5 separate regions of the Homo sapiens genome follow, and all the other regions are linked to region 1. A link is a contact called in ENCODE Hi-C or POLR2A ChIA-PET data. All regions are on one chromosome and are shown on one strand. Each heading gives the region's core, a stretch centred on a gene start or an enhancer-like site at or near the end of the contact. The rest is flanking DNA. Distances are from core to core; before and after follow the strand shown. Region 1 holds the start of GRAP2 (GRB2 related adaptor protein 2). Region 2 holds the start of TAB1 (TGF-beta activated kinase 1 (MAP3K7) binding protein 1). Region 3 overlaps SGSM3 (small G protein signaling modulator 3). Region 4 overlaps TNRC6B (trinucleotide repeat containing adaptor 6B). Region 5 holds the start of TNRC6B (trinucleotide repeat containing adaptor 6B).

Region 1 (6,335 bases), core at 1,011-3,510:
ATAAAACAAAAAACAAAACAAAACAGAAGTTCAGATATAAACAAATGACCCCTCAAAAGGAATTGATTAAAAAAATTTTAAACAAAGTATGGTTTAAAAAAGAAACTTCTCCACTGTGGCTAAGTCCATATTTCACATGTTACTGTATCCTCCTCATCTTGCTGCTATTTTTCTGAGTATCTCATGATAGTGAGTACTGAAATGCTGGCATTCTCACATTAGGGTCTTTATTCTTAGGATCTGCCTTTGCACTCGTTCAGTTACAGAGCTGTTATGAAATAAACCACTCAAGTGGCCTTGCTTCCCTCCCACTATGCTCTACATAACATGTCTGTCAATCAGTACTTACTACCAAAATAACTTGCCTTTGAGATTTTTCTGTTCTGCAATCTGTCCCATGCTTGTAAGGGGAAGGATTATATTCTGCTCCCTGGGGAGTAGTGCCTGGTGCAAAATTAGCTTCCTCATTAGGGTACAAGCTGAAAACACCATGATACTTTCCATGTAACACCATTCAACATTTTCCCTTCGCTCCCACTCCCCAACCATAGAATTTTAGGGACTCCTTTAACCATTTCAAAACCATCGACTTGGGAGCTATCAAAGAATAAGGACTGTAGCCAGAGGATTTCAGCATTTAAAAACTTGGCAATAGAGCTGTTCAGTGTAATGATCCAAGAAGGTCCTTAGAAGGCTGAATAATTCTGAGGTCAAGGTTGAGACGTTATTATTTTTAAAGTAGCAAGATGTTGTTATTTTTAAATTTTATCTTTATAATGTGGAAATAGCAGAGATCCTTTTCAGATATAACCAGGATTTAAGAAAATTTGACAAAGTTGCATTAATAAAAAGAAAGCCTGTTATTAAGGAGCTACAGGGCCGGGTGCGGTGGCTCATGCCTGTAATCCCAGCACTTTGGGAGGTTGAGGCGGGCGGATCATCTGAGTTCAGGAGTTCAAGACCAGCCTGGCCGACATGGTGAAACCCCATCTCTACTAAAAATACAAAAAAAATTAGCCAGGCATGGTGGCAGGTACCTGTAATCCCAGCTACTTGGGAGGCTGAAGCAAGAGAATCACTTGTACTCGGGAGACGGAGGTTGCAGTGAGCCAAGATCATGCCATTGCACTCCAGCCTGGGCAAGAAGAGTGAAACTCCGTCTCAAAAAAAAAAAGGAGTTATGGATAGAAAATTACTTCCTTTAACTCATTCGACAAATATTTACTGAGCATTTTCTGTCACCTTGACACTTTGCTGATTCTTCTTTTCTATTTCAATAAAAATGTTGGGCAATTATAACCAAGGAAAAGGTTTTAAGAAAGTAAATTTTAAGCAAGGTTTAGATATAAAGAAGCAAAGAGATGGAAAAGGATGCCGTTTCACATTGCAGAAAAAGTTTAAATTTTAGAACCCCAAATTGAATCTCTCCTTGACACTCTCCTCTTGGTATTCCAGGGATTAATGCTAGGAACATCCCAGTGAGCCAACATTTCCCTCCTCATCTTGGATCCAGTCCCCAAACTCTGAATGGTGCCACTTAGCAAGTAGCAATGTCTCTAATTTTCTGTAAAAGATGCAACGTTGGCAATCCATTTTCTAGCAAGAGCAAAGAGAAAGGAAGAGGCCTTCACAAGTTGCAGTTGATATAGGGGGAAGGGTGAGTGGTACATTTAAAGGTAAGAACTAAGGAAGTTGAAGGTAACAAAACTCAAGGTCAATGGAAAGTCTTAAATCCCAGAAAGCCTTCAGTCTAAGACTCAACAGAAATTGAAGTCCCAGAAATTGAAGGAACTGGTTCCACCTCATGCTGGACTGTGGCAAACCTGGGGTGAGAATGCATCCCAGCTCAGAATGTTTCTTCTTTTTTTGTCAAGAGTAATATTAGAGGCTGAGTGTATGAACAAAGCATCTTTCCTGGGATTTTAACATTGTGAGTGATCGAGGGTGCTCTTAAATAAGTTCCCCCAAGAAGCCCTAATGTTCCTCTGGATGCATGATTATACTAAGAGAATAAGAGTTTTCCTTAAGATCAGCTTGCTGATGGACCATATCAAGAACTATAAATTTTCTTATGTGAACACAAGTGTTCAGGGGGGATATTGTTAAAACTGAAACCAAGCATAAAGAAGCAAAAGTGTTTCAGTGAACCTCCTGCATTTTAGTTCAACTCTGGCAGCAAGAAAACAAAACCACATAATCTAAGGCTCACGCCCAACTCTCCGAAGCCCCATATGTGCTAGTTCCTGTGTGGTTTGCCTACAGACTGCAGGGCTGACTAGGGTTAGTTTGGAGGAGGGAGTAAGAGGTGGGGAGGAGGAGGCACAGTTAATGGATCTGTAAACTTGCACCCTCTTTCAGAGTGGTACATGGAAGACAGCACAAAGTGGATCCATACTCTGAAATGCAGTAACTCTGATGCTTGAATTTGTCTCCCTTCTTGCCAGAAAGGATTCTAATAACTCGGTGTCAAAGCCAAGACATAAACTCAACCCCTTCTCTTCCAAAAGGTATGTCATTATACAACATCTGTACATATACTCTAGAAACTTTGAACAGTTTTATAATTTGCAGAATGTTCTGTATGAGTTAATTAAAATGAATCTCACTAGTTCTCTAAATATTGCTTTTAAGTCCCATCAGCTAAGGTCTCTAAACCTTTTGCTGTGACAATGTTTGTGGTGATGGGATTTGACTTCTATCAAATGAACTGGGAGAACACTTGTTCCTTACCCAGTCCATAACACAAAAATCTCCACAAACTGGCTTCAGAAGCATCTCAGGGAAAGATTTTCGACCTTGGGATCATGGAGGTAAAATTCCACTTCACCATGGTCAGAATTTAATCCAAATTGGAAGGGATTGGAGGGGGTGGTAGAGGGCTGAGCAGTGATGAATGAACACTAGCACTCTGAGGTCAGGATTTCTCTCTTTGCTTGAATTTCTAGTTCTGTTCGCATTTTTGTTACCTGTACAAAGGACACCAGTTTTCATTCCTTTACGAAAAGAAAACTTTATGTTGAAGTGTATTTTGGAAGGGTATTGTCTCTCTTCGTACTAGCCGTTAGGCTCCATCCCTATGACTGTCTCTGGTTTAGGCGTCCAGTCTGAAGATAGCTGCTTTGTGTTCTTTGTCCCAACTCTTCCTGAACGTGAGGATTGAACATACCAACCAAAGGTTTCACTAATTTAAAATGTACTGTATTGCCCTGACAGGTATACTGTCAAAAAAAATTTACCGTATTTATCTACCTGGAATTAGGCCTTCTTAATAAAGTGTATGCAGCATAATTTGCACACTATTGAACATACACATCCCTAGATAAACTAGGAGTGGGAAGTGTTTTAGATCTAAACATCCAATGGGAAAAATTTCGTGTGTTCTCGTTATGTTATCTGAGGATGGGAAACTTCAGGTCGCAGAATCTTTTGTTCTATGCAGCAATGTTTGTCATAAACGGTTTAGTTCTTTAGTGGCTCCTTTTTGTTTCTTATTTTTGGTTTCGGAAAGAGTATTTAGCAGAAGTTACTCTCCTTTAACAATCCAGTATTTTATGTAAAACTTTATAGAATAATTTTATAGTGATTCTCTTTACAAAACCATCTGCTATTAAATAAGGAACACTGTGTAAATAGAGGACCACCTAAGTATATTTAATTTTCAAATACGAAAAAAATCTGACTCATACCCTTTTTTGTTTTTTTGTAAAAGAGAGGTGGCCCTATATTATTGAATAAAACTGCTTTTTTAGATTGAACTTGGAGTGTCTCCCATGTGGTAAACTGAAATCTTATTCTCCCCAAATTGTAATAGATTTTATCTTTTTAAAAATGACTTTACTGAAGCAGAGGAGAAGGAGATGATCAATCTATTCAATATGAAGAAATATCTCTGTTGCTAATACAATATCCTTTTGAATATCTCCCACATCTTAGGCCCTGGTGAAAATCCCTTTCAATTGTTCTGTCTACCTCGTAGGGATGTTGTAAGAATAAATGAGTTAACATAGATATGAAGTGCCTTAGGAAAAAGGCTCTATAAAAATGCAAGGCGATATCATGATTAGTTGTTTCTTTGACTCTTGATCATTTTCTTCCCACTTCTTATACAAAATGTCTCTCACTTATTTCCTGAAGCCATCTCTTTTAGAACTATTGCTTCCTAGAAGAGCTGAAAATGATCCTAGTTCCAACATATTTATTGATTCCCAGATAATAACACCCACTGGTGTTGATGACTGACAGGGTTCATGCCTAAGCTTGAGTAGAACTTGCCCTTTTTTCCTGGGTCAAGAAAAGTCTGCAATTGTTCGAAAATGTGTCAGTAAGTGTGATTCCATCACGATTTCTTAAATAAGTAACAGTTGCTGCTGGATAATCCTGGGGGCAGATGATTCATTTTTGTGCCCCTATCAAACAAACTCAAAACTTGTTAAAGAATCTTTATAAGTTGTTTGAATCAAACAATAGGGTCGCTAGGTCCCCATTTTGTCCATTTGAGGTATTTGCCCAGCATACCTTGGTCTGTAAAGAAATAGCACAGCCTTGGCTGGGCGCGGTGGCTCATGCTTATAATCCTAGCACTTTGGGAGGCCGAGGTGGGCAGATCTCCAAAAATAAATAATAATAATGATAATAACACAGCCTCATGAGTCTTTTTTTTTTTTTTTTTTTTGAGACAGGGTCTCACTCTGTCACTCAGGCTGGAGTACAGTGGCACAATCACAGCTCACTGCAGCCTCAACTACCCTGGGTTTAGTGATCCTCCCACCTCAGCCTCTCAAGTAGCTGAGACTACAGGTACACACCACCACACCTGGCTAATATTGTATTTTTAGTAGAGACAGGGTTTTGCCATGTTTCCCAGGCTGGTCTTGAACTCCTGAACTCAAGCGATTCGCCTGCCTCAGCCTCCCAAAGTGTTGGGATTACAGGTGTGAACCACTACACCTGGCCTGCCCTTTCTTTTCTCTTAAAAATTCTTAAGAAAGCATGGTCCTGTTTAACAAATAAGCATTTTACAAACATTTATCGATCAATTACTATATGCCAGGCCTGGCACTAGGCACCAAGTCCTCTTCAACAGTGTTAACATTAAGTTTCAATAAACTTGAGTCAGTAGGAATTCAGTAAATAATTTTTAAAGATTGTTTTCTTTTTAAATATGTATTTATAAACAAAAATTTTAGAGAATTAAAAGAAACTATCACGAAGTGCATGATGATAAAAGTCTTATATACTCTCCAAAGAAAATGTTAAGACATACCTTAAGGAGATAGTGAAGAACAGCCGGGCACAGTGGCTCACACCTGTAATCCCAGCACTTGGGCGGCCAAAGCAGGCAGATCATCTGAGGTCAGGAGTTGGAGACAAGCCTGGCCAACATGTTGAAACCCTGTCTCTACCAAAATACAAAAATTAGCCGGGCATGATGGCAGGCGCCTGTAATCCCAGCTACTTGGGAGACTGAGGCACGAGAATTGCTTGAACCCGGGAGGCAGATGTTTCAGCGAGCTGAGATCGTGCCACTGCACTCCAGCCTGGTCGACAGAGCAAGATCCTGTCTCAAAAAGAGGAAAAAAGAAAAGAAAAGAAAAGATAGTGAGAAAATAACTGAACATAAAACATAAAGAAAAGTTGAAATATTAGTACTCACTACCTAGGTTCAACAATTGCTAACTCTTTGCCGTATTTGCTCCATCTATACCTATTTCTTTCTGAATTACTTGTAAGTTGCAGATAAAATAATACTTCACTCCTAAATAATTCAGTACTCATCTAAGAATAAAGGCATTCCTCTATCTAACCACAATTCCATCATTAGGCCTAAGAGGATAAACAGTAAGTCCTTAATATCATCTGATAGCTAGTGCAGATTTAACCTTCCCCATTTGTCCCCCAAATGTCTTCTATACCATTTTTTAAAAAAAGAATCTAATTTTTAAAAATAAGAACATATTTTGCAGTTGGGTCTCATGCTTCTTTCTTCAACATTGGATGTTTTTAAAGATTACGCCAGTTCTCTTGTACCAGGTCCCACTTTCTGAATTCGTTGTTGCCTCATGGTTAATTTGTTCCTCTACCCACTTTATTTCTCATAAGCTCCAAGTTAGGACTAAAAGCATGATTTGATTTTGATTGAACGTTTTTTGCAAGGTGCCACTGGGTGCTCCATATTGCATCTTATCAGGAGGTACAGAATGCCAGGTTGTTCCACTGTGCATGATGCCAAGTTTGATCAGGGCTTGAGGTAGTGATCTTGCTCAGAGGATCTCTTGTTGTACAGGCACTTTTTCACCCTTTGCAATTAGCGAGTACTCTCAGGGGGTATCTCAAAG
Region 2 (6,335 bases), core at 1,739-4,238, 500 kb before region 1:
ATCCCTCTGCCCTCCCAGACCCAGCTGGAAGGTCACCTCCCCTGTGAAGTCTTCCCTGACTCCCCCAGCAGAATTAACTGCCCCCTCTCTTGGGCTTCTGGCTCCACTCAGTTTGTCACAGGCCTGATGAGCAAGGATATCTTGATAAAGGTGATAACTGGCCGAAAAGCAGTTGGGGCGCCCAATGGCGCAGCCTTCAGAAGCACCTTCTGTGTTTTTGGAACTGTTGGCAGCATCCCAAGGTGAAATGGTAGAAGCATATGGCATGATCATGGGGAAATGGGTCTGGGGAAGGGAAGAGAAGCCACATATTTGGAGCAGATTCTGTTCCTGTTCTAAAGGCTTGGAAGATGTTACTTTATTGAATCCTTGTAACATCCCTGGGAGGCAGGGGTTTTAAAAACAAAGACAGTGGTGGCCGGGCGCGGTGGCTCATGCCTGTAATCCCAGCACTTTGGGAGGCCAAGCAGGGAGAATCTTTTTTTTTTTTTTTTTTTTTTTTTGAGACAGAGTCTAACTCTGTTGCTAGGCTGGAGTGCACTGGCGTGATCTCGGCTCACTGCAACCTCCGCCTCCTAGGTTCAAGCAATTCTCCTGCCTCGGCCTCCCGAGTAGCTGTGATTATAGCCACACACTGCCATGTCCATCTAATTTTTTTTTTTTTTGAGACAGAGTCTCACTCTGTCGCCCAGGCTGGAGTACGGTGGCGCGATCTTGGCTCACTGCAACCTCCGCCTCCCGGGTTCAAGCGATTCTCCTGCCTCAGCCTCCCAAGTAGCTGAGACTATAGGCACATGCCACCACACCCGGCTAATTTTTTGTATTTTTAGTAGAGACGAGGTTTCACCATGTTGGCCAAGATGGTCTTGATCTCCTGACCTCGTGATCCACCCACCTCGGCCTCCCAAAGTGCTGGGATTACAGGCATGAGCCACCGCGCCCAGCTCGGGAGGATCTTTTGAGCTCAGGCGTTTGACACCAGCCTGGGCAACATGGTGATAGCCTGTCTCTACAAGAATACAAAAATTAGCCGGGCGCAGTGGCACATGCTGTAGTCCCAGCTACCCGGGAGACTGAGGTGGGAGAATCACTTGAGCCCAGAAGCTTGAGGCTGCAATGAGCCATGATTGTGCCACCGCACTCCAGCCTGGACAACACAGTGAGAACCTGTTTTTTTTTTTTTTTTAAATGGTGGGGGTCAGGGAGAGATGGCTTGCAAATGAATGTTTGTTTAATTTTATAAAAAGCAGGCAGGTGCCAGGTGCAATGGCTCACGCCTGTAATCTCGGCACTTTGGGAGGCGAAGGCAGGTGGATCACCTGAGGTCGGGAGTTCAAGACCAGCCTGACCAACATGGAGAAACCCCATCGCTACTAAAAATACAAAATTAGCCAGACGTGGTGGCGCATGCCTGTAATCCCAGCTACTTGGGAGGTTGAGGCAGGAGAATCGCTTGAACCTGGGAGTCAAACATCTCTCTACCAATGGGACCCTGTCAATGGCTTGCTTAGAAGGCAACAACTTCCCTCTGTCCTCCAGATGAATAAACTCCTGCCTGGGGCCCACTTGGTCAGAGCCTGTCCCTACAACCCCTTCATCTCTCTCCTCCAACTCTGTGCAAGCCACAGTGGGCTCCCGTGACAAGTGTGCTTTTTTTTTTTTTTTTTTTAAGACAGAGTCTCACTCTGTTGCCCAGGTTGGAGTGCAGTGGAGTGATCTCAGCTCACTCACTGCAACCTCCACCTCCCAGGTTCGTGATTCTCCTGCTTCAGCCTCCCAAGTAGCTGGGATTACAGGCGTGCACCACCATGCCTGGCTAATTTTTTGTAGTTTTAGTAGAGATGGGGTTTCACCATGTTGGCTGGACTGATCTCGAACTCCTGACCTCAGGTGATCCACCGGCCTCGGCCTCCCAAAGTGCTGGGATTACAGGCATGAGCCACCGCGCCTGCCCCCGGCAGAATGTCTTATATACATAAATGTTGTCCTCTCCAATTAAAATGTTAACATTTTAGGTTGGGCGGGGTGGCTCACACTTGTAATCCCAGCACTTTGGGAGGCCCAGGCAGAAGAATCGTTTTAGGCCAGGAGTTTGAGACCAGCCTGGCCAACATAGCGGTACTCCGTCTCTACAAAAAATGTAAAAGATTAGCTGGGCGTGGTGGCGGGCGCCTGTAACCCCAGCTACTCGGGAGGCTGAGGCAGGAGAATCGCTTCAACCCGGGAGGCAGAGGTTGCAGTGAGTCCAGATCACGCCACTGCATTCCAGCCTGGGCGACAGAGCAAGCCTCCGTCTCAAAAATAACATAACATAACATAACATAAAATAATAATAAAATGAAATGAAATAAAATAAAATAAAATGTTAGCTTTTTGAAGGCCTGTCCTGCTCGCTGCAGAACCCACTATAGAGCCAAGCAGGGTCACCTAGGTAGCATTTGCTGAGTGAATGAATTGTCCTCCCCTTACCAACTGTGTTCACAAAGAACCCTCAGGAGTTCAAGACCAGCCTGGCCAACATGGCGAAACCCCGTTTCTACTAAAAATACAAAAATTAGCCGGGCGTGGTGGCTCATGCCTGTAGTCCCGGCTACTCCGGAGGCTGGGGCAGGAGAGGCGGGCACCTGTAATCCCAGCTACTCGGGAAGCTGAGGAAGGAGAATCGCTTGAGGCCGGAAGGCAGAGGTTGCAGGGAGCTGTGATCGCGCCACTGCACTCCAGCCTGGGTGACAGAGTGAGACCCTATCTCAAAAAATAATAAAGATGGGCGAGGAGCAATCGGCCCCGAGGAAAAGACAAAACAAAACAACAACAACAACAACAACAACAAAACGTGCAAGAGCGCGCCTGCGCACACGGTCCGCTACGACCCCCATCCCTCTTCGGGCGTGGGGTGGCGCTGGGCGCATGCTCCCCGGCAGCGCGGTCATCCTCGCCTCCTTCGGGCCGCTCTAGCCGCCCCACTCGCTGCTCTGCGGGGAGGCGGGCGCTCCCGCAGGGGTTCCTCCAAGATGGCGGCGCAGAGGAGGAGCTTGCTGCAGAGTGTGAGGAACAGGCCCGCTCTCTGGGCTTGGGGTTGGGAGCCTGGGCGGGGGTGCTGTCGGGTGCAGGAACGGCTCCTTCTCCGAGTTTGGACAGCCACCCTCTCCGTGGTGGGGTGTGTCAGCCACCTTCTCCTCTCCTCGGGCTGGCCCCCTCGTTCCCGAGGCCAGGGCGTGTGTGCGCGGCGGGCCCGGCCCCCGGGTCAAGGGCGCCGGGGCTGTGGGCTGCTGCTGCCGGGCGTCGAGGGCGGGAGCGTCCTGGAGCCAGAAGGGAACACGGCGGGCGGCAGCAGAGCTATCCGAGTCTCGAGCCCACTGCGACACCGAGCAGACGTGCAATGATAATAACAGCAGCATCCACAGTGTACCGCTTACTGCATCCCCGGCGTTGTGTTAATTGCTTTACATTTGTCAGTTTCATTTTCGTAGCAGCCCCCTGAGATAGGTGCTACTGTTATTCCTATTTGACAGACTGAGACACTGAGGTGGTCGTTTGCCTAAGGCCACACAAATGGTACGTATTGAGGCAGGATTAAAATCAGGCAGTGTGATTCCAGAAACCCCCTTAACCCCTGGGCTGTACTAAAGGAATGACCAGTGGTAGCTGTCACTGGGTTCTGGTCCTGGCTCTGACTGTGTCTCCCTCAGCCTCAGTTTCCTTCTCCTAAGGCGAGAGCGCTGAGTGGAAGAATTGTCTTCAGACTCATCCCTACCCCCGGTCTGGACCCTCATGGGTTTGGCGCTGTCTTCCAGGCCCTGCGTCCTCTGACGCGTATGTGCACATAGATGCACACACATGTTGGCACCATGGACTACTCTGACCTACCAGGGTAGGGTGCTGGCCTCCTGGGTCCTTCCTATGCATGGCACTGTTAGAATTGTCTATGGACTTGTCTGCCTCCTGTACTAGAAAGTAAACTCCGCCGGGCGCGGTGGCTCATGCCTGTAATCCCAGAACTATGGGAGGCTGAGGCGGGTGGATCACGAGGTCAGGAGATCAAGACCATCCTGGCCAACATGGTGAAACCCCGTCTTTACTAAAAATACAAAAATTAGCCGAGCGTGGTGGGGGCGCCTGTAGTCCCAACTATTCGGGAGGCTGAGGCAGGAGAATTAGCTTGAACACAGGAGGCGGAGCTTGCAGCGAGCCAAGATCGGGCCACTGCACTCCAGCCTGGAGCGACAGAGCGAGACTGTGTCTCAAAAAAAAAAAAAAAAAAAAAACGAAAGTAAACTCCTTGAGGACAGGGACCTGTGATCTCTTGTTTACCGCTGTGTCTCTATTATCTATCACCATGTGCTGGGCACTCAATAAATACATTTGTGAAAGGATGAGTAAAGGTTTGTAGCCAGGTCCAGTGCTCGCCCTTGGCGTCACAGAGGTGAGTAGACATTGGCTCAGGGATAACCTGGAACCAGAGCCTTGAAATTATTCTCCCAGGAGCACAGTTCCCAGGCCTCCCCAGTGGGGATTGCTGTCTTCCCCTCCACACCTTTACTACTCCTTTATTTTATTACTGCTGGGCACGTCTGTCTTGTTACCGAGTTGGCATTGATTTTAGACGGCTGGCCCTCTGCTTTGTAAGTTCCCAGAGGGCAAGGTCCCTGTATAACTGTCCCCACTCTAGTTAGCATTTGGGAAACGCTGGTTGGATTGTGACATTGGGAGGGAAAATTGTAAATGGTGCAGGCTGAGTTGGCTTGCTGAGAAGAGAGCAGCCACCTGGGTCATGTAGAGTAGGTGGCTGCCAGCTTCTCCCCTTCCTAGATGTGATGGAACCAAAGGGAATTGTGTTAGGCAGAAGGCCAGCTCTACTAGCCCCAGAATGTGTTTCTCCAGGTGGTGGTGGCCTTTTTTAAAGCAAGAATAGTTAGCTTTAAACACATTGCATCTTGGTGCGTGGCAAAGGGATGGCAGGGATGTCATCAGAAGGCCCCTCCGCCCTCATGATGATCAGGACATCCCTCTCACAGGTTGTATGGATGTCCAGGTGGTGTGTAGGGCTTGCTGATGTCACATCCACTGTCTCAAGTCTGGGGAGAACAACTCAGCTCAGACACCTGCATTCAGAGATGGCTGTGAGGGCTGCTGGTCTGTGGCTACTGGGCAAATATGAATGAGGCGTGGTGCCCACCCTCACTGCGTTTGTAGATCAGCTTGGGAGGAGCATATGCCACTGATACAATACCTGGGGCACTGTCTTGTTATTGTAGACCTGTGTCAAGAGCCCTGGGCAGACAGCAGAGAATTTTAGAGGCTTTAAAGGATGAGAGGAGTTTGCCAAGCAGAGGAGAGGAGGGCCATTCCAGGAGGATGTGTATGTGTGTTTTCTTGACACGTGTGTTTTTGTTTTCATTTTTCTTCCTAGAGATGGGGTTTCGCCATGTTGCCCAGGCTGGTCTAGAATCCTGGGTTCAAGCAATCCTCCTGCCTTCGCCTCCCAAAGTGCTGGGATTACAGGCATGAGCCACCGCATCTGGCTAAGGACAGGTGTTTAAATATGTGTGCATGTGTTTGTTAAGCTTTTCACAAGTTAAGTACAATTAGTACTACAAGTCTATGTGTTGAGGGGCTGCAGAGTGGCCTGATTGGTCTGGGTCAGTGGAGGTTTGCAGGAATGGCATTTGCAAGGGTATGCTGGGGCCACTTGGTAGATCACTTGGTGGGAGCATCATTGCAGGCACTGTGGTACCTTGAAAGGTCTTTTGAAGCAAAAAGCTTTTTTGTGGGTGTATGGGGAAGACAGGATCTCACTGTCACCCAGACTGGAGTGAAGCGGTGTGATCTCGGCTCACTGCAACCTCTGCTTCGTGGGTTCAAGTGATTCTTGTGCCTCAGCCTCCCAAGTAGCTGGGATTACAGGTGTGCACCACCACACCAGCTAACTTTCATATTTTTAGTAGAGACAGGGTTTCACCACGTTGCCTAGGCTGGTCATGAACTCCTGGCCTCAAGCAATCCGCCTGCCTGGGCCTCCCAAAGTGCTAGGATTACAGGTGTGAGCCACTGTGCCCGGCCACAAAGAGGTTCTAAGGAGAGCTTGATGTGTTCAAAAGGACCCAGACCTTTCAGCCGGATAAAACAGTGTTAGTCTCATACTGGCTTTGGGCAAATCACTTTATGTCCCTGAGCCTTAGTTTCTCCAAACCAAGAGGACTCTGGGGAGTATTGTTGGTGTTAAAGGAACTGACACATTCCACTACTAGCCTGGCTTGGTTGCCCGCTAACCAGAAACTTCTACCTTCAGTGCTGCCGTGAGTGAATGCTGTTCATTCCCTTAAATGTCCCTGAGC
Region 3 (6,335 bases), core at 2,204-4,703, 480 kb after region 1:
GAAATGAGAGAATAAGAGTGGTGCCTGCCATGTGAGGTCAGGATAAGTTTAGGACTCATCAATCTGAAAAAGTAAGAGTTGAGAGGAGACTGAAATTTAAAATGGCATTATGTTAACAGCTACAACATAGCACCAGTTCTTCCATTTATCTATTGCTGTTTACTGATCACTCCAGAATTTAGCAGCTTAAAGCAACAATAATCATTTTATTACTATCTCTTGCTGGGGGATTGGTTGTTGGTAGGTAGTTTTTCCTGGGGTATCTCAAGCAGTTGCAGCTAGGTGGGACTGGAGTCATGTCTAAAGTTTCCTTAGATGTCTTGGGGTTGATGGTGGCTGTCAGCTGGGTCCCACCTGGGACTGTTGGCCGGAGCACCTATATGTGACCTCTCCATGTTACCTTACCTACCTCACAGCATGGCAGGTGTGTTCTAAGAGCTAACCTCCCAAGGGAACAAGGTGAAAATGCATGACATTTTTATGACATAACCTCAGAAGCTACACAATATCACCATATTCTCTTGGTTAAGGGAGTCACAGAGGTTTGCCTGGGTTCACGGGGAGTGGATGGGACGTAGACCCCACCATTCAATGGGAGAAGTTTCGTCACATTTGAAGAAGAGCATGTGTGAGATACGTTATATTGTGTTAGCCCATTTTTGGAAAATAGGATCTCCATGCCAAGCATGTGATAGGGGTTTTAAGAACTTTTTCACTTATTCTGCAGGTACCTATTATCCTAATTTTACTGATAGGGAAGCTGAGGTTAGGGAAGATGAATTGGCCACACAGCCAAGTGGCAGAACAAGTTGTCAGGCCCAGGCCTTCTTGCTTCCACAGTAACACTGTATAAAGGTGAAGGTAGATTTCTTCAGAAAGTCCTGAAATACTATGGAAGGTTTATTTGTGTAGGTCATAAAACAGGTAATTAAATATCTCATGAAACAGGCGATTACTACTTCAAACATTTATTAAATCCCTAAGTACTGTAGTAGGTGCTAATGAGGATTCAGCCCTTGAAGAGCTTTCAGTTTATAGATAAGGCACCTACACTAGTAAAGTGAGATAGAAGTCAGTAGGAACGGCCGGGTGCAGTGGCTCACACCTGTAATCCCAGCACTTTGGGAGGCCGAGGCGGGCAGATCACGAGGTCAGGAGATCAAGACCATCCTGGCCAACACGGTGAAACCCCATCTCTACTAAAAATATAAAAAATTAGCCCGGCGTGGTGGCAGGTGCCTGTATTCCCAGCTACTCGGGAGGCTAAGGCAGGAGAATGGCGTGAACCTGGGAGGTGGAGCTCGCAGTGAGCCGAGATCACGCCACTGCACTCCACCCTTGGCGACAGAGCGAGACTCTGTCTCAAAAAAAAAAAAAAAAAGTCAGTAGGAACAAGTAAATGTTGAGAGGAAGTACTAAGGAAAGCTTCACAGAAGTGGTGTTTCAGAGCTAAGCACTGAAAGAGGGATGGAATCTGGATATTTGGAAATGGAAGGTGGCCTTCTTAGCAGAGGACACAATATAAATAAAGGCACAGAGGCATGTTGAGACAGTAGTGAGGGGCCCAGTTGGCTAAAGCTTAGGGTACATGAAGGGAAAATAAGAGCTGACTCAAAAAGAGATTGGGGTCTATGGAATCAGAGCTGTGCTTCAGGGGATATTAACCTACTCTTTGTTTAACATAAACGGAATGATAATCTGGAGACACAGAAATCTTTAGGAGATTTTGACAGTGGCCCAGAAAAGTGGCAGGGAGGGTCTGGATTAAGGCAGTGGAAATGGAGATGGAGATGCTAGAGGTATTTTAGAGGTAAAATCAGTAGACTTGCAACTGATTTGATATGAGAGTAAAAGCAGGAGCCAAGGCCAGGCATCATGGCTCATGCCTGTAATCCTAACACTTTGGGAGGCCAAAGTGGGAGGATTGCTTGAGTGCAGGAGTTCAAGACCTTCCTGGGCAAGATAGTAGGACCTTGTCTCTAAAAATAAAAATTAGCAAGTCATGATGGCATGCGCCCGTAGTCCTAGCTACTCAGGAGGCTGAGGAGAGATGATTGCTTGAGCCTGGGAAGTCAAGGCTGCAGTGAGTCATGATCCCACCACTGCACTCAATTTGGGCAACAGAACAAAACCCTGTCTCTAACAACAACAACAACGACAAAAAAAAAGGAGCCAAAAATTACCCTAAACCTTAGGATCTGAATGTCTTGGGAGAAGAAACAGGAATATTAAAAAGAATCATCTGAGATAGAATAAAAATAGATTTATTCAGGAAACACAGATTTTAAGCCAGGCACAGTGGTGTGCAGCTGTATTCCAGTCTGGATAACATAGGGAGACCCCCATCTCCAATAAATAAACAAAAATTAAAAAAAAATTAAAAAGAAATACATATTGGCCAGGTGCGGTGGCTCACGCCTGTAATCCCAGCACTTTGGAAGGCCAAGGTGGGCGGATCACGAGGTCAGGAGATCGAGACCATCCTGGCTAACACGGTGAAACCCTGTCTCTACTAAAAATACAAAAAATTAGCTGGGCATGGTGGCGGGCGCCTGTAGTCCCAGCTACTCAGGAGGCTAAGGCGGGAGAATGGGCATGGATCTGGGAGGCGGAGTTTGCAGTAAGCTGAGATAGCGCCATTGCACTCCAGCCTGGGCGACAGAGCAAGACTCCACCTCAAAAAAAAAGAAATACATATTTTAATGTGTTGTGGTATATAGTCAAATGAAGCTATCCAACAATAAGTTGGAAATAATCTATGTTGTCATGGCTAGAGATAGAGATTTGTAATTTATATGACAGTAATAGCTAAATCCCCATTCAGAATAGGGATGGACTCCCCATTTGGAATCCATTAGGAATGGACTAAAAGAAAGAAGACTGATGTGGGGAATGTCTTTTTTGGGGGTCTGGAGAAAGAAGAGGCAGTAAAGAAGCAGTTAAATAGAGAAGAAAAAACAATATGGTCTGTGCCCTCAGAGTCATTGAACAGTTCAAGAAACCAAAGTAAGTCAGCAGAGTCTGATGCTTCAGGGAGTTTCAGGAAATGAAGCCATAGGAACTGGATTCCAAATAATGACTAGGAAATCACTGGAGACCTTAGAAACCAGTTTAGGTGGTGACAGAAGCTAGGGTGAAAAGCTTAAGGAGTGAGTTGATTGATGAAGCATGGGCGCTTTTAAAAAGTATGGCAGTGAGGCAGAGGGATAAGAGCTAGAAAGGTAACAGCTTGAGTGGGTACAGGGATAGTTGCTTTGTTTTGTTTTGTTTAATTCAGGGTTCAGGAGATCTAAGTATTTGCAGTGGACACGAAGCCATTGGAGAAGAAAAGACTGAAGATGCACAAAGGAAAAGAGTATAAAGGAAATGGGTTGAAAGGTTCTCGTGGGTGGAGAATTTAACGTAGGAAGGAAGAAAACCACTTTCTCTTCTGAGAGGGCGGGCAGAAAGAGCAAACAGGTGAAAAGCCGTTTTGACACGGAGAATAAGGAAGTTGAGGAAGCTTAAGTCTAATAAGCTGAGCTTCGTTAAAGCTGGAGTACAGTCCCTCAGCTGGGGGTGAGTGGCAGCAGAGAGTAGTTGGGTTTCAGAAGAATTATGAGAATGATTTGAAAGTATCGCTGAAGGAAATATGATGAAAAGTCAACTAGAGATGAATGAAGGTTGCTGAGCAACCGTGAAGATAAATAGCATGTGGCTTGTTCCCTAACTTTGTCCAGGAGGAACATGAGCAGAAAGAGCAGAGGAACAACTTTTTTTTTTCTTGAAGACCGGGTCTCACTCTGGTTGCCCAGGCTGGAGTGCAGTGGTGCAACCTCAGCCCACTGCAGCGTCGACCTCCCGGGCCCAGGCGATTCTCCTATCTCAACTTCCCAGGTAGCTGGGACTACAGGCGCACGCCACCATGCCCGGCTAATTTTTTGTTTTTTTTTTTGTTTTTTTTGTTTTTCTATTTTTAGTAGAGACAGGGTTTTGCCATGTTGCCCAGGCTGGTCTTGAACTCCTGCACTCAAGCAATCCATCTGCCTTGGCCTCCCAGAGTGCTGGGATCACAAATGTGAGCCACCACCTCTCCCAGCCAAGAGGAACTTAAATGGGGCTAGATGAGGCAAAAAGTTGTCATTAATTCATGGTTAGTTCAGATGGTTGTCTAACTTTTACAACATGGGAGTGAAGTGTATGGACCTGATTGTTGAAATCAGCATTATTAAGTGTGAAATAATATAAAGATATGGACTGCTTAACCCTAAGGTTCACAACAGTAAGAGGACAACCTCGTGACGTATCTTCTGGGATTTCTGTTGGTAATGATGCTGATCTGAATGTAATCCAATGGGCCTGTCTCTAGCTGTTTCCAAGTTTTTGATTCAGTTTCAGATTAAAGTAGTAGAAATCAGAGACTTCTGGTCTGGCTATGCTGCTTTAAATCAGTCTTTTGACCTCTAGTCCAATTTTCTTACTTTTTTTTTTTTTTTTTTTTTTTTTTTAATAAAAAGACAACTAGAGATCAGGTCTCGCTATGTTGCCCAGGCTGGTCTTGAACTCCTGGCCTCAAGCAGTCCTCTTGTCTCAATCTCCCAAAGTGTTCGGGTTACATATGTGAGCCAGTGTGCCTGGCCCCTAGTTTCTTTTTTCAAAAAGTATGAGAGATGAACCCAAAGGATCCTTCTAACTCTATAATTCATGACTTTGTGTGAGTCCCTTTGCCCTGCACCCCAGTACTAAAGAAGTTAATGGTCTCTAAATATAGGTGCAGATCTGTTAGAGAAGTTGGTTTGCTCTTATGAGAATTCTCTCCTAATTTATCTGTTTAATTTTGAATTTTCACACACAAAAAATTTTTTTTAGTTGCTTTGTGTCTTAAATCTGGCTGGCTCCCACTAGATATGTCATCCCAAGTCAAGATATTTTGTTCCCGCACATGCACAGATAGTTCCATGATCTTTTCTGGAAACTGTCTGCAAAGTTGATAACTAGAGTTGTGCTAGTCAGTATGGTATAGTGAGACTGCTGAGGGGTCAGTCCTTTGCTGAGGTGTAAAATGGGGATAATGCCTGTGAGTGTGCTTAGCAGTGTGATGAATGCTTAACACATATTATTTTTCCTTCTTTCATAGGTTTCCTTCTGATACCTCCGTCTACTCACTGCCACAGAGTATAATAGCATATATACTCTATAATACTGTATATAGTGTAGTATAATTACCATTCTTTAGGGTAATGTTATGTAGGTATGTTCATATCTGCAAATGAAACATTTCCGGTAATTATATAGATGGTAATGGCAAATAAATGATGTAAAGATGAGATAGTTTGTTGACCTGTGTAGTTTAATTATATGAAAAATAGCAACTGTGTAAACTATATTTATGATCTCCTCTTAGGTGCCCTAATCTCCTATGTTAATATAAAACTTTCAATATAAATGTCTCAGTGGCCTTCTTTGCCAGTCAGCCCTTAAGGAGCTTTATTTTCCTCAAAAACTCTTGTCTGCTATTTTTCAGAGCTACCTGAAAGCTGAGTTGCAGTTAGCTAACTAGTATTTATTTCACTTCTACTTCTGGGGGAGGTGGTTATCCCCCACCCCTGGTAGTGGGAATGACAGAAGGTCCATGAAGTTGCTTTCCTTATCCTTTCCGGAAACTGCCAGGCCATAAATATTAGAGGAATGATCGAGGGAGGGACTCAGGTAAGTAACCAGATTACTGTGGATGATTGATTATTTGATATGAGGAACTAGAGGAGCCTGGCACAGTTATGAGTGTGAGCAAGTCCGCGTAGGGCAGCTGAGTTTAACTGGTACTCCTGTGCAGGAAGGGGACACGCATACCTTGTGTGCTGAATTCTAGGGTGAGGTTCCTGTTTCCCTGATATATGTTTCCAGTCTGTGTTCTCCCTTACACAGTCACACCTCAGTCTCGCCTAAAGGAACACTCTATCTCTGTCACAAAGAAAATATTGACTCAGGGAAGGGTAAGCAGACCCAGCTGCAAACCTTGTAGCAGGAGTGGAGTTCAAGGTAGAGTGTGATTCTTAGACTTACTTTGCTCTTCTGCTGATGCCAGTTTTGGAGGAGGCAGCTGAGAAATTTGTATGATACTATGGATGTTCACCTCAGATGTCCTTGTCATAAAGGGTGATATAAATGATCAACAAAAATTACTAGGGTAACCGGAGGGGGAGTCAGTTCTAGAAGTTCTGTGCCACTAGCTCCTTCATCGTGGAGTTTGGTAGGGTCCAGGTTTCAAGGCTGTCTTTACATATTGCTGAGTAATTGCTGTATTTAGCAGCATTCTGAGAGAACACAGGTGGGTTCCAAGATAACGTTGCCAAAGC
Region 4 (6,335 bases), core at 1,173-3,672, 340 kb after region 1:
AAATTGTCAGCCCTGCCTCTCCTGCATGTTTGAGGCACGATGGGCTCAGAGACATGCATACAGCAACCATTGGTCATGACTCTAGTTTGTGGAAAGAAGTTTATCTCTTGGCCGGGCATGGTGGCTCATACCTATAATCCCAACATTTTGGGAGGTCGAGGCGGGCGGATTATCTGAGGCCAGGAGTTCGAGACCAGCCTGACCAACATGGTGAAACCCCATCTCTACTAAAAATACAAAAATTAGCTGGGCGTGGTGGTGCATGCCTGTAATCCCAGCTACTCGGGAGGCTGAGACAGGAGAATCACTTGAACCTGGGAGGCGGAGGCTGCAGTGAGCTGAGATTGTGCCACTGCACTCGGGAGATGGCGTGAGACTCTGTCACAAAAACAAAAGTTGATCTCTAACCTGGATTATCACAAGCTTGAATTCACACATCCAAGATCCTGGTACTTTCAAAACAGCAAAGGCACTGCAGGCTGTCTTCAGAGTATTCCAAAGTGTGGTAGAGACAGGGAACAGAGCAAGGAGAGCACATTTTCTGCCCTGAAGGTGCTGTCTGGGTTGTGAGGTGAGGTAGGACTATTTAAAAAGTGGAACTGAGAGCCCCAGGAAAGCAGGCAGCACTGCATCTTGTTTGCTGCTGAATTCTCAGCCTCAGCCTGGTGCCTGGCATCAAGTGAGCACTGAAATACTGAGGGAACTGATGCGGCGGAAGGGAAACTTGCAGCCACGGTGCCCAGTTCTTCTGGTGTAGATGAGGGTGACTACCAAGTAAGCCAGAAAACCAGAGAAGGTGTGGGTGTGTGTCTGGGGAGGCTTGCTGCCGAGAGAAGGAAGAAGTGGGGGTAGCCATCTCCCTTCCCCCAAACTCACACCCAGCACTTACTTTCCCATCTTAGGCCCTGGGACTTACTCTTCTCTTGGCCTGGTCACTCATCTCCCAGATGGCTTTCTTTATGGAGGAGTCTGGATGTCCCTGTCTCACAGATGCCCGCTACGGACGCCTCATGGAAGGCAGCCCCCTCTTCCCATCTCTTCCCTCTTAGACACTCTGGCCCCTTTCCAGCTTTTTGTCTTCATGGCATTGCCTGGCGTTGTGTGTGTGTGTTTTCTGTCTCCCATCTAGAATGTCAGCTCCCTGAGGGCAGGGACCATCCTTCTTTTGCCCAGTCTTATATCCTGATTGTGTCACAGGTCAGTGCGTGGCATATCATAGACACTCAGCATGTTTATTAGATGATGTAGTTCGTTGTTTTGAGGCTGTTCTTTAAACGCATCTCCCCCGGGAGGGTAGAAAGTGTTGCTCACTCTTTAATGATGCATTTTGGTAGCATTTACTTGGAGGCCCTACTGTGTTTCTGGTGTTTGTGCCACGGACATAGGGCAGGGAGAAAAGGAAGGTTCATTCCCCTTCCCTTGTGCTCAGAGGCTTCAGCTGTGGCAAACGCACACACACTCGACTCGCCGTTCTCTAGTGTGGTGGGTGCTCTGGTGCAGCAGGCCAGCCCCCCGATAGCAAGGTTGACAGCTGAGGAGAGAGGCGGGCCTCCTGACTGAAACTGAGAATGAGAGGTTTTGGAAGTTTTGCATTTAGGTGCTTGTGTTCACCAGTCGCAATTTGATTCCTTATTCAATTACCAGAAAATATGTGCTGGTTAATTTAAAAAATGCATTCCCTGTAAGGAGATCCCCCCGCCCCCAACCACCGAATCCTGCTTCTGGTCTCATCCCTGCCACCTTCTCCCTTACACCCTGTACTGCATTCTGGTTGCCATTCCTCAGATACACCAATCTCACTGATTGACATTTGCCACTCCCTCTGTCTGGAATGTTCACCCCCAGATACCCACATGGCCCCATCCCTCACCTCAGTGAGTCTCCATTCTCATGCAACTGTATCAGAGGCCTTTTCTAACTATTATATGGAAGGTGTTGCCCTCTCCCCACCTCTCTCCTTCTCTGTCAGGTGAACTGTCTTCTCCTGAGCACTGTTGTTGCCTGAACTGTGTATTTTATACATGCATCTTGTTGTATATCTTGTTCATTTGTTGCCTTTCTCCCCCACTGGGATGTAAGTCACATGAGAGCCAAAGCTCGGTTTTGTTTCTGCCAGATCTCCAGTGCTTAGAAAAAGTGCCTGGCTCGGCTGGGCGCAGTGGCTCACGCCTGTAATCCTAGCACTTTGGGAGGCCAAGGTGGGCGGATCACTTGAGGTCAGGAGTTCAAGACCAGGCCAGCCAACATAGTGAGACCCCGTCTCTACTAAAAATACAAAAGTTAGCTGGGCGTGGTGGCAGGCGCCTGTAATCTCAGCAACTCAGGAGGCTGAGGCGTGAGAATCACTTGAACCTGGGAGGCGGAGGTTGCAGTGTGCTGAGATTGCGCCACGGCACTGCAGCGTGGGTGACAGAGCAAGACTCCATCTCAAAAAGAAAAGAAAAGTGCCTGGCTCATATTAGACAATAAATGTTTGTTAAAGGAATGAGTCAGTTCCTGGACATCCTAGTAGAAGAGAGCCAAGTCAGTCTGTGCCTTCCGGTCTGTGCCTGTTACCACCCTGGTAAAAGCAGCCATGCCGCAGAAAGTCACTTCAGGTGCTCTGATGCTGCCAGTACCGGTGTCATCTGCCTTGAGACCTTGAGGGCCAAACAAGAGACGGGGCAATAGTTGTGGGGTCTGCAGAAGAAGGCAAGTTTCTCTAGAGTTGGAGTTACTGGGGATGGTGCTGTTGAAGCAAGTGGATATTGAGCTAGGACTTGCCACTAGGGTAAGGTGTGATGGGCATTAAAGAGGATGGTTTTTGTCAGGCGTGCAGAATGAGGAAAATGTAAAAGCTAGAACTGTACTATGAATGGCTTTGAATGCCAATTACAGATGCTTCAAGCTCTTAGCTTTCCCTTTGCATGGTCTCGGACCATTGGAGGGTTCAGTTCTGGGATGTAGCCGGTTCCTAGGGATCTCAGCATCGTTGCTTTTTGGTGTTCTGAACTTGCATGCGGGGCAGTCTTGTTATGCCTCAGCTTAAGTGAATATTGTGAATATTGGGTATTTTCTTTTTTTGTTTTTCTTTCTTTTTTTTGAGACCGAGTCTCGCTTTGTCTCCCAGGCTGGAGTGCAGTGGCGCGATCTCAGCTCACTGCAACTTCTGCCTCCCAGGTTCAAATGACTCTCCTGCCTCAGCCTCCCAAGCAGCTGGGTAGCCCGCCACCATGCCCAGCTAATTTTTTTGTATTTTTAGTAGAGATGGGGTTTCGCCATGTTGGCTAGGCTGATCTCAAACTCCTGACCTCATGATTTGCCCGCCTCAGCCTCCGAAAGTGCTGGGATTACAGGCATGAGCAACTGTGCCCGGCCGAATATTGGGTATTTTCTATTCAGGTACAAGTCACTTCTACTTTTCTCTACTATTATTGTAAAAAATTAAGAAGAAAACACTGTTGTATTCGCTCTTCACCTGAGAGGTTCTCAAGAGTAGTTTGGCTTTTTACCATTCAGGATTTATTCTAGATTATGGTGTTTGCACTTGCTTTATCTTTTGCCTGCCTGCACAGTACCTCCCACACATTCGTCCCCTGCAGAGGCAATATTAAACCCCCAGCTCCCCTAGACAATGCTTCGTAACCTTTTCAGGTCAAGACACACAGAGAAAAGATTAGTACAGCACACTGGGGTAAGTAGATGAGGTTGGACTGGGCTAGCAGCAGTCCCAGGCTGGGCTGTAAGGAGTTTGAGGGGCTTTGTATTCCATATGTACCTGGAAGCTGGGTGCACCTATAAACTATTCTTGGCACAAAGTTAGGGAATTGGAGGTGCCCATAGTATTGCTTTGGAAGCCATAGTAGAGACTCAGTAAATACTTAACTGAATTTGTTGAATGAATTAAATAATTTGAAAGTGATGAGTTTTACATCTGGCTGTATATTTAGAGATGAGAGAAAATATGAATGATTTCTCTTGCCCTTCATACTTAGAAGCAATTGATGATCAAGTAGGACCCACCTAGTCACCTGGCATTTGCATTTGTTGCTGTATGGGAGGGTTTTTTATTGTTGTTGTTTGTTTTGGAGACAGGGTCTCACTCTGTTGCCCACACTGGAGTGCAGTGGCATGATTATGACTCACTGCAGCCTCAGCTTCCTGGGCTCAGGTGATGGGAGGTTTGATTTTTGAGACATAAATCAGGTAATAATGTTTTCAAGTGTAGGTATAAACAAGAATTTAGAGCAGTTTCTCAACCCTAGCTACATGTTAGAACCACTTGGAGGGACTTCTGAAAATCCCTGGAGATTTCTATGTAATTGACCTGGGGTACTGCCTGAGCAATAGTTTTGTGTTTGTTGTTTATATTTTCTTTTGTTTTTGGAAACAATCTCGAACTTACAGAGTTTGAATCTGTATGATTTTAAAAAGCCTCTTTTTCCCCTGAGTCATTTGAGAATTAACTGCTGATCCAATGCTGTCACCTGTAGCCCTTTCACCAATACTATAGTCTGTTTCTAACAAAAAGAACATTCTGGTGTAAAACCACAATATAACCATCAAAGGGAAAAAATTAACACACCGATTCATGACCACCACTTACTCTTCAGCTCCATTCAAGGTGTGAGATTTGCCGCACATTGCATTTGGTTGTTAGGTCTTTGCAGTCTCCTTTCATTTGGAACAATTCCTCAATCTTTCCTTGACTGTCACAGCCTTAAAACTTTTGAAGATTGCAGGCCAGTATATTTTGTAGAATGCCTCTGAATGTGGAGTTGTCTGATGGTTCCTTTGATGGTATTCAGGTTAAACACATTTAAAAGGACTCATAGAATCAATGCTGTGTTCTTCTTACAGCATCCTGTCATGTAACTCACAGTTTGAATTTGTCCCATAGCTGATGATGTTCACATGGATTACTTGATTAAGGTGGTATCTTGACAGGCTTCTCCTTGACGTAATTACTCTTCTCAACCCTTTATGACAAGTATTTTATGGGGAGGTGTTTTGAAACTATGTGACTATTCCATTCCTCATTTCAATTTATTCATTTGCTTATTTCTCTCTGTATGAACTTGTGTTTTCCTATTTTATACAATGGCTTATAGTCTCTTACTATAATTACTTATTTTGATGTTGATGTTGTTCCAGATTTAGCTTGTAGGAGCACTTCAAACTGTCGTCTGTGGTCATTTGACGGATCCCATCATTCTTTGAGCACTCTTTTGCTTCTTGGCAAATGTACATTCCAGGTTCATCTTGTACTTTCCTTATGCTACCCCCAGAATTAGCTCTTGTTCCAGAGAACTCTGGTTTTATTTAGTGAAGAATAGAAGCCACAAAACTGGGTGCTAAGTGTGTTCATTGTTATTTGGATATTGCTTGTTCTCCAGCCCTCAGAGTGACAGAGCTAAGGGAATAAGAGTGTGTGTGTGTGTGTGTGTGTGTGTGTGTGCATGCGCACGTGCGTGTGTGAAGGAATATATACTCACATATGTACACAAACTTACAGCTAATATTTATTGTGTCTATATATATTGGAAACCATGAGTTCACGTCAATAACTAATTTAGATCCAACCCCACAGAGTTCATTTGAGTTTTCTCCATTTTCTTCCATTTGTGTAACTTATTTTCTCAACAGTGAGAAACATGGCTGTCATTATTCTTTTTTTTCTTTTCTTTTTTTTTTTGAGACGGAATTTCGCTCTTGTTGCCCAGGCTGGAGTGCAGTGGCACGATTTCGGCCCACCGCAACCTCCGCCTCCCAGGTTCAAGCGATTGTCCTGCCTCAGCCTCCTGAATAGCTGAGATTACAGGCATGTGCCACCACGCCCACCTAATTTTGTATTTTAAACCTCTGTGGGGTTTCTCCATGTTGGTCAGGCTGGTCTTGAACTCCTGACCTCAGGTGATCCACCCGCCTTGGCCTCCCAAAGTGCTGGAATTACAGGCGTGAGCCACCGCGCCCGTCCCTATTATTCTTAATATACTTAAATAGTCCATCAGTCTCCTGTATGTAACCCATCTCCATCACCACCCCCATGGACGCCTTCTCCACATAGATGTCCATTGCTCTTTGCTTGGGCTCTCACTCAGAACAGGGATTTATTTTATTTTATTTTACTTTTTGGAGACAGAGTCTCGCTCTGTCACCCAGGCTGGAGTGCAGTGGCGTAATCTTGGCTAACTGCAACTTCTGCCTCTGGGTTCAAGCAATTCTCCTGCCTCAGCCTCTCGAGTAGCTGAGACTACAGGCGTGTGCCACCACGCCCAGCTAATTTTTTTGTATTTTTAGTAGAGATGGGGTTTCACTGTGTTAGCCAGGATGGTCTAGATCTCCTGCCCTCGCAA
Region 5 (6,335 bases), core at 1,081-3,580, 280 kb after region 1:
CTCCACACATTTTTACAAATCGAGCCAGCTACAAGCAAGTAGGCTTTCAGTAACTCATCTGGAAGGTATTGGAAGGATAAAAATAGACTAAATAATCAGAATTTCCATTCTAGTAGTTTCCTGCTTTTTCCTGCATCTCAATTGTCAGTGCAGGGCCTGGCTATTTCACTCAGTGCTAGGCAAAGACAGTGGAAGCTTGTTAAGCCACAGCTATTCAGGCTACCAGATTGTCCAGGCATTGGCCTTTGCCTGCCATGAAACAGCTCCTTTCCTGTCGTCATATCTGAGTGGAAAGAGCAAAGGCGGGAGACTGTATAAAGACCCAGAAGCCAGGATGACAACAAGTGTTGTGGGATTTTACAAGCATTCGTAGGTTCCTTTTCAAGGAAAGCCGGGTTTCTAGAATCCATCAGTTGTCTGCTGGCTGGCATGGCAGCCTAGTTTATGGGAGAAGCACACTAGGGAATCCTCCCTTTTCTGGCTTATAGAGATAGGTGGAGTCGATAGTCACAGGGCATTCTCATGCACTTTTTTTTTTTTTTTTTTTGAGATGGAGTTTCACTCTTGCTGCCCAGTCTGGAGTGCAATGGCGCGATCTCGGCTCACCACAACCTCCGCCTCCCGGGTTCAAGCGATTCTCCTGCTAAGCTCAGCCTCCCTAGTAGCTGGGATTACAGGCATGTGCCACCACGCTGGCTAATTTTGTATTTTTAGTAGAGACGGGGTTTCTCCATGCTGGTCAGGCTGGTCTCGAACTCCCGACCTCAGGTGATCTGCCTGCCTCGGCCTCCCAAAGTGCTGGGATTACAGGTATGAGCCACCGCACCCGGCCTCATGCGCTTTTTACCATTTTAGTTACTTTCTTTCCTGAAGCCGTCCTTAAAACATAGATGAATGCGAGTTTCTGGGAACTATGTGACCCTCATTCCCCTACATTTTTTATATTCAGGTGGCAGATTTCCTCCTACTCAGCCCAGCCCTTCTGAATAGGGTCCAAGTCATTGATTTATTCATTTATTTACCTCCTATGTGGTGTTTGGTGTGGAGCCTCACAGAGCAGTGAAGACGTGGTGTTTTTCCTTATACAGTTTACAGTCTCCTGGGGAAGACTAATGTTAAGCACATTCTTTCATAAATTGCAATTATGACCATTGCTCTGAAGAAGTAGTAAAGGATATTATGGGAGTGTTAACAGGAGGGCCTGGTCTGGACTGCGAGGGTCAAGAAGCCTTCCCAGGGTGGAGGCGAACTTTTGAGATGGCCAGGAAAAGATGAACAGAACTACTCAAAGAAGCCAAGTGCAGAGTTTCAGAGGTGAAAGAAACCAAAGATACCATCTAGGGAAGCCCAATCTCCGCCGGCTACCAATGAGAAAACGGAGGCCAGGCAGGGTGGGAGGATGGGTAAGGGACTTACTTACTTGCTGTTAGCAGTGAAGTTACACGGCCTGTGAGCCGCGGGGGCTGGAGATGCAAACCGAGCTTGGGTTTCTTAAGTGGGTAGGAGTGGAGATGTATATGCGAAGGAGAAGGGATTAGGAGTGGTGGAAACCAGGTAGGTTTTAATTTAGTGCCTAGGCTCCCTCAGCTGCAGAGCTACCTCCTGCGGTGGGGGAGGGGATTAAAGATGACTCAGACCTGCCCTAGCCCAGAGAAACTCCGTTTGCAGTGCTGAAGCATAGTTTTTATTTGGGTTTGGGGGAGGAGGTACTGAACACACATACAGGCAAAACAATAAGTGTAGAGTTCAGAATTGGGAAACCAGTCCCTCTTCTGCAGCTGTTCAGCTGTGTGATTTGGGATAAGTCACTTAACCTTTCTGAATTGCAGTTCAGTTTATACTTTTGTGCGTTTCTTTCAGTCTTTTTCTATACATTTTAGGAGTTTCTTAGAGATCAGTCGTGCCCTGTATTTCACCTCATTCTTTCAAAGCTAAAGCCTCTTGTTTGGTAGAGCTGTGTTTCAGCCCCTTTTACAGAGCAGTTTGCCAGCCTGTGCTTGCCCAAACATCTAGAGAATAACTAGCAAGCGAGCCAGGAGAAGATCCAGGAGCTGTAAGAATCGTTAGCAACTGAGCATATTTCTATAAACCAATAAAGGTTTTTCTGTTTTGTTCATCTGTTACCCTTATGCTGTTGCCACTTTCACATGCAGTGTCTGTAGGCGGAGAGTATGAGATAACAGCATTTCACAAATGAAAGTGAGTGGAAAAGGGCTGCTTCCCCTTTAAGGCAGTCTCAGCTCCAGCTCCCTCCCCTTTCCTGATTGACAAACCTACCCGAAGTCACATGATCTGCCTCTATTTGAAGGTCACAAAAAGCTGCTTCCTTTAGAGACAGAGAGGGAGAGAGAGAGCAAGAGGGAGAGTGTGTGAGAGAGAGTTAGTTCAAGCCAAAATGGCCGACAGAGTCTCTGCTGGTTTCTGAATATTTAAAATACAAAAAAACAGATAGACAAAAAGAATTCATTTTTTGGACCTTTTTTCATTTCCATTTCTACCTTGTATGCCTCAATTTGCTGGATTTAAGCACTGCTGCACTTTATGAGGTTGGTAAATATTTTCAATTTTTTTTAACCAATTGATTTATATGGATCTTGTCTAACCGTTTTCACTGGTGGTGTTGCAAATCGACATTTGTCTAGCATGGAGACTGGCTTCAGACATTTCGTGGATCTGTGTAAATCAGACCCGTGATGTACTTTGGTTCGGCATTTTAGAAATGGAAAAGACGTGGTAAAATATTTAGATTTTGAAGTGATTTAATTGCACTTTTAATGTATATGCAGATTTTCATCATCGTTTCTATCTTGCAATAAATGAAGCTGCGAGTAATTGGAAATTTGCTATTTAGAAAGAGGTTTTTAAAAAACACAGACCTCCCCCTCCCCCCTTAAATCTGCTGCAAAAATTTGCATAAATATAAATGGGTTTGCATTCTTTCGGCTGCTAAGGCCGACAAAGGATCTGGGAGGGCAAGCCCTAGAACGGGAAAGCCTTTTTCTATCTTTTTATTTTTTAAACTGGGCCCTCCTTCCTAGAGAGATGTAAAACCTAAAGTAAGACCTAATACATTTTAAACATCAGGTTGGGGGCGGGTGAACACCAGGAGGTTTGGGGTTTGTAGATTCCCCTGCTTGAAAACCTCCCAAGCAATATGTGGCTCACCCCTCTCCTTTCTGCGCGCGCTCATTTGCACTGGGTCTCTGTGTGTGTTCTCAAATGTGCAGCCAGATGCGCTTTTATTTTGATCCTGGATTCAACCAAAGGGTAGGACTATGTTGTAAACATGGTGTTTTAAAGATATGAACAGCTATTCACCGCGATTAGAAATTATTTCTTTATCAGTTCTCCCTGTGTATTAGCCTTCTTCATTCCTCACGAAATAAAATTTTTGTTTAATTTTACACAGATGCAAAACTGAGTTTTTCAGCATAAATTCATCGTGTGAGTGTGTGGTTGCCTGTTTCGGCCATGTATCCACTGCGAAGTGGTCATTTAGGGTCACATGTATAAGTAGCAGTCTATGTGATTGTTAGTAACCCCTGAAGCTGTGCAGTGCCTGAAGTTAAATTCCATTACTCCTAATGCAGGATTCTGGAAGCCTGAGAGCAGGGAGGAAAGAAAGCTGAAAACTTGCTTTCTCAGAGCCTCCTCCCCCTATCATTGTGAGAGTGTGATGTAATGCTTCTCGGTCTGGTGGGCTGAAAGGATTGTAGTTTGTGATGTGGCGGGTAAATTGCCCCCACCCCTGGGTAAATTACTCCACCCCCCTGAGCACATCCCTGGCTCTGAGAGGCCTTGTTTTCTTTTCTCTTTTTTTCCTAATTTGTATCCTCCTGATTTATGCTGTGGCATATTGGCATGAGAAAGAGACTGTTCTTCTAAATCTGTTACAAAGTATAGTTTAGAAAAGGCATTTAAAATATGCAAATGGGTTGAATTGTCATATCCCCATCATTAAATATGTAGACGTGGATTAAAGCTAATTAAGCATAAATGGAATAATTTTGATCAGAAGGGAGCAGTGTTTTTTGTTGTTTCCTTTTTAATTAATCTAATTATGAGATGCTTACTGGGCCTGAAAGTGTTAAAAAAGATAAAGTGGAAAAAATGCTGGACCATTTTGAAAATTTGACAGTCTGGAAGAGGGTGTGTGGTGCTTTCAAAAGCTTTATTCACTCTTAAAATGGATTGGCCTCTTGTGCTGAAAATGGCCTGTTTCTTTGGGCCAATTGTGTGTAGATGAAGGGACTTTCACGCTAATTTAACAAAAAGACTTTCCATTTGAATACATAAGATAATTAAAGCCCTCTGTCTCTAACAAGCAAGGATTTTATTATTTTAAAAAATTAATGTTGTTATGTTAGTAATGGTAATAAATACAGAAGTGACTGTTTAGATTCACTGTAAATTTTTTGATGATATAAATTCAGCTTTTGTGTAAGAAGGATTGGAAACATTACATTAAAGAGGTAGTCTGGAACAAAGTTGTCTCTAAATTTTTTTACGGCTTGAATTTAAAGGGAAAAGATAGAGAAATTACCTTAGTGATAGAGAATGTTGCATTGTGGTAGACCTAAAGGAAAATCAGCTCTGATTTTTGTTGCTGTTTTTCTGAAAATGAAAGCACTTTTTTGGGGCTTTGCTTGTTATATGATTCATTTTACACCTATTTCCTAAAGTTGGTCTTACTGAAGAGGAGATAAAACCTAGGCTTTCCATGTTTTGCCATTATCTTGTTTTTGTGGCTGTGTAAACATATGAATGGCAGGTTAATTCAGTTTGCAGAGAGGAGGAACCAGAGCAGGGTACCTGCTGTCTTAGGCAGAACAGAGAATGATACAATGAATGCCATTTGATTCTTTGAAATGTTTTTTATAAATATTCTTTTCCCCTGGATAATTAAAAGGTGAGATAAATAAGACCTGGCTTCACGTATGGGAAGCATTATGGCTCTGGTGAGTTGATAGCTCGACTGCCATTTTGGATCTCAGATCCTGCAGAGCCAATCCTTCTGGCTCACCAACACGATGGTCATCCAGAAGGAAATGAAAATGAGTAATCAATTAAGTGTGCAGATGGATAGTATTTAATTTGTGCCTTCTGTTGAAGTTTTCTTTCTGTGAGTACTGTGAATTGAAGCTTTAAAAACTTTAAAGATGTGGCCGATGTTATGAAGAGCAATATCCAGGGGTGCTGGAACTTGCACGTTGTAGTTTTACTTTTTAAAAATGAGATGGCATATGCAGAGGAAGTTTCTTATTGGAGAAAGTGAATATAATCCCTATTAACTGCCACCCCCCCCACCAATCTATATTTCCTAATGCTGGATCAACTAGTGATAATATCACAACATTACTCTGTCTCAGAAAAAAATGTCACAGGTTCATGACTGAAAGATCACAAAAATTGGTAGCGTTCATCAGAAGTGGTATCTCAATTTTAAAGTGCTTTTCAGTCATTCCATCTGGTTCCCAGAAAGGAAGCTTTGGCATCTTTGATATATGGTGCAAACTCAGCTCTGTTCTTCAGCTGTGAATGGCCATTTGTTATTCTGTGTGGCCACTCGGATGGTCCTTTAAAAATAAACTTCCGAACATTGAAGCAGAGACTTCTAAGGCTTCTCCAGCTCTTCAGCTCTACAAGAGACACTAGAAGAGTGTTATGCGATGATGAGACCTTCAGGTTCTGCAGAGCAGGCTGAGCAGCTCTGGCTATTGAGGACCACCCTGAGGAATAAGGGTGGTCCTCACCCTACCCAGCTGCTCCTCACCCTACCCAGCTGCTCCATGACTGAAAAGTTTGGAAAGATTTTAATTTTTATAACTCAGATCATATAATCATTGATCATCTGCAGTTTAAGCTGGACACAGCCCTGAGGCAATGCAGATAGATGAATGTACTTTGTCCCTTTCCTCAAGGAGTACCAGGTCAGCATTATTGGTAAACAGATCGTCACAACTTGGCAGTTTATGTGCAATATTCAGAGCAAGTTCCTGGTTACAGAAGTATCTGAGTATCTGCATTAGGAGGGTCCTTGTTTTAAAATTTCTTAAAGAAGCCAAATAGGCCAGTCGTGGTGGCTCACGCCTGTGATCACTTTGGGAGTCCCAGGCAGGCTGATTGCTTGAGCTCAGGAGTTTGAGACCAGCCTGGGCAACATGGCAAAACCCTGTCCCTACAAGAAATTTTAAACAAAATTAGCTGGGCATGGTGGCTCACGCCTGTCATCTCAACTACTCAGGAGGCTGAGAGGTGAAAGGATAGTTTGAGCCAGTGATGTTGACACTGCAGTTAGCCAAGATCGTGCCACTGCATTCCAGCCTAGGAAACAG

Evidence for each region. A loop is a pair of places that touch in the nucleus more often than their neighbours do. ChIA-PET counts read pairs that join two places held with the same protein, here RNA polymerase II (POLR2A). Pooled maps may share reads with other maps.
Region 2: a pooled map shows a loop between it and region 1 (4-fold over the local background). The contact joins the promoter of TAB1 here to the promoter of GRAP2 in region 1. A Hi-C loop is called at or near these places in 1 of 168 maps with a recorded cell type or tissue (heart right ventricle) and 4 of 50 pooled maps. POLR2A ChIA-PET finds 5 or more read pairs at or near these places in 1 of 52 experiments (naive thymus-derived CD4-positive, alpha-beta T cell).
Region 3: a pooled map shows a loop between it and region 1 (3-fold over the local background). The contact joins the enhancer-like site here to the promoter of GRAP2 in region 1. A Hi-C loop is called at or near these places in 1 of 50 pooled maps.
Region 4: a loop to region 1 is called in a map of CD8-positive, alpha-beta T cell, with 2.2 times the contacts of the local background. The contact joins the enhancer-like site here to the promoter of GRAP2 in region 1. A Hi-C loop is called at or near these places in 1 of 168 maps with a recorded cell type or tissue (CD8-positive, alpha-beta T cell).
Region 5: a map of naive thymus-derived CD4-positive, alpha-beta T cell shows a loop between it and region 1 (2.8-fold over the local background). The contact joins the promoter of TNRC6B here to the promoter of GRAP2 in region 1. A Hi-C loop is called at or near these places in 1 of 168 maps with a recorded cell type or tissue (naive thymus-derived CD4-positive, alpha-beta T cell), 1 of 37 single-sample maps with no recorded cell type and 11 of 50 pooled maps. POLR2A ChIA-PET finds 5 or more read pairs at or near these places in 3 of 52 experiments (GM12878, H1 and activated CD4-positive, alpha-beta T cell).

What each region holds. Positions count from the first base shown.
Region 1 is chr22:39,898,824-39,905,158 of GRCh38, forward strand. GRAP2 (GRB2 related adaptor protein 2) reads left to right here and starts at 2,261. Exons shown (of 8, transcript NM_004810.4): 1 at 2,261-2,507.
Region 2 is chr22:39,396,792-39,403,126 of GRCh38, forward strand. It overlaps TAB1 (TGF-beta activated kinase 1 (MAP3K7) binding protein 1), which reads left to right and starts at 2,989. Exons shown (of 11, transcript NM_006116.3): 1 at 2,989-3,044. The coding sequence starts at 3,012. RefSeq lists an enhancer at 2,928-3,047 and a silencer at 3,208-3,347.
Region 3 is chr22:40,382,103-40,388,437 of GRCh38, forward strand. All of the region lies in intron 1 of SGSM3 (small G protein signaling modulator 3), which reads left to right. It also overlaps a transcript of ADSL not described here. Among named protein-coding and RNA genes, the nearest start is that of SGSM3, 15 kb to the left of the region's middle. Within about 2 kb of position 3,454, at least 10 of the 41 ENCODE cell types and tissues checked have a DNase peak (open chromatin) inside an H3K27ac peak, as active enhancers do.
Region 4 is chr22:40,236,774-40,243,108 of GRCh38, forward strand. All of the region lies in intron 1 of TNRC6B (trinucleotide repeat containing adaptor 6B), which reads left to right. Among named protein-coding and RNA genes, the nearest start is that of TNRC6B, 62 kb to the left of the region's middle. RefSeq lists an enhancer at 1,032-1,933. Within about 2 kb of position 2,423, at least 13 of the 41 ENCODE cell types and tissues checked have a DNase peak (open chromatin) inside an H3K27ac peak, as active enhancers do; they include CD8-positive, alpha-beta T cell, where a contact is called at or near this core.
Region 5 is chr22:40,175,595-40,181,929 of GRCh38, forward strand. TNRC6B (trinucleotide repeat containing adaptor 6B) reads left to right here and starts at 2,331. Exons shown (of 23, transcript NM_001162501.2): 1 at 2,331-2,546. The coding sequence starts at 2,542. RefSeq lists an enhancer at 2,170-2,219.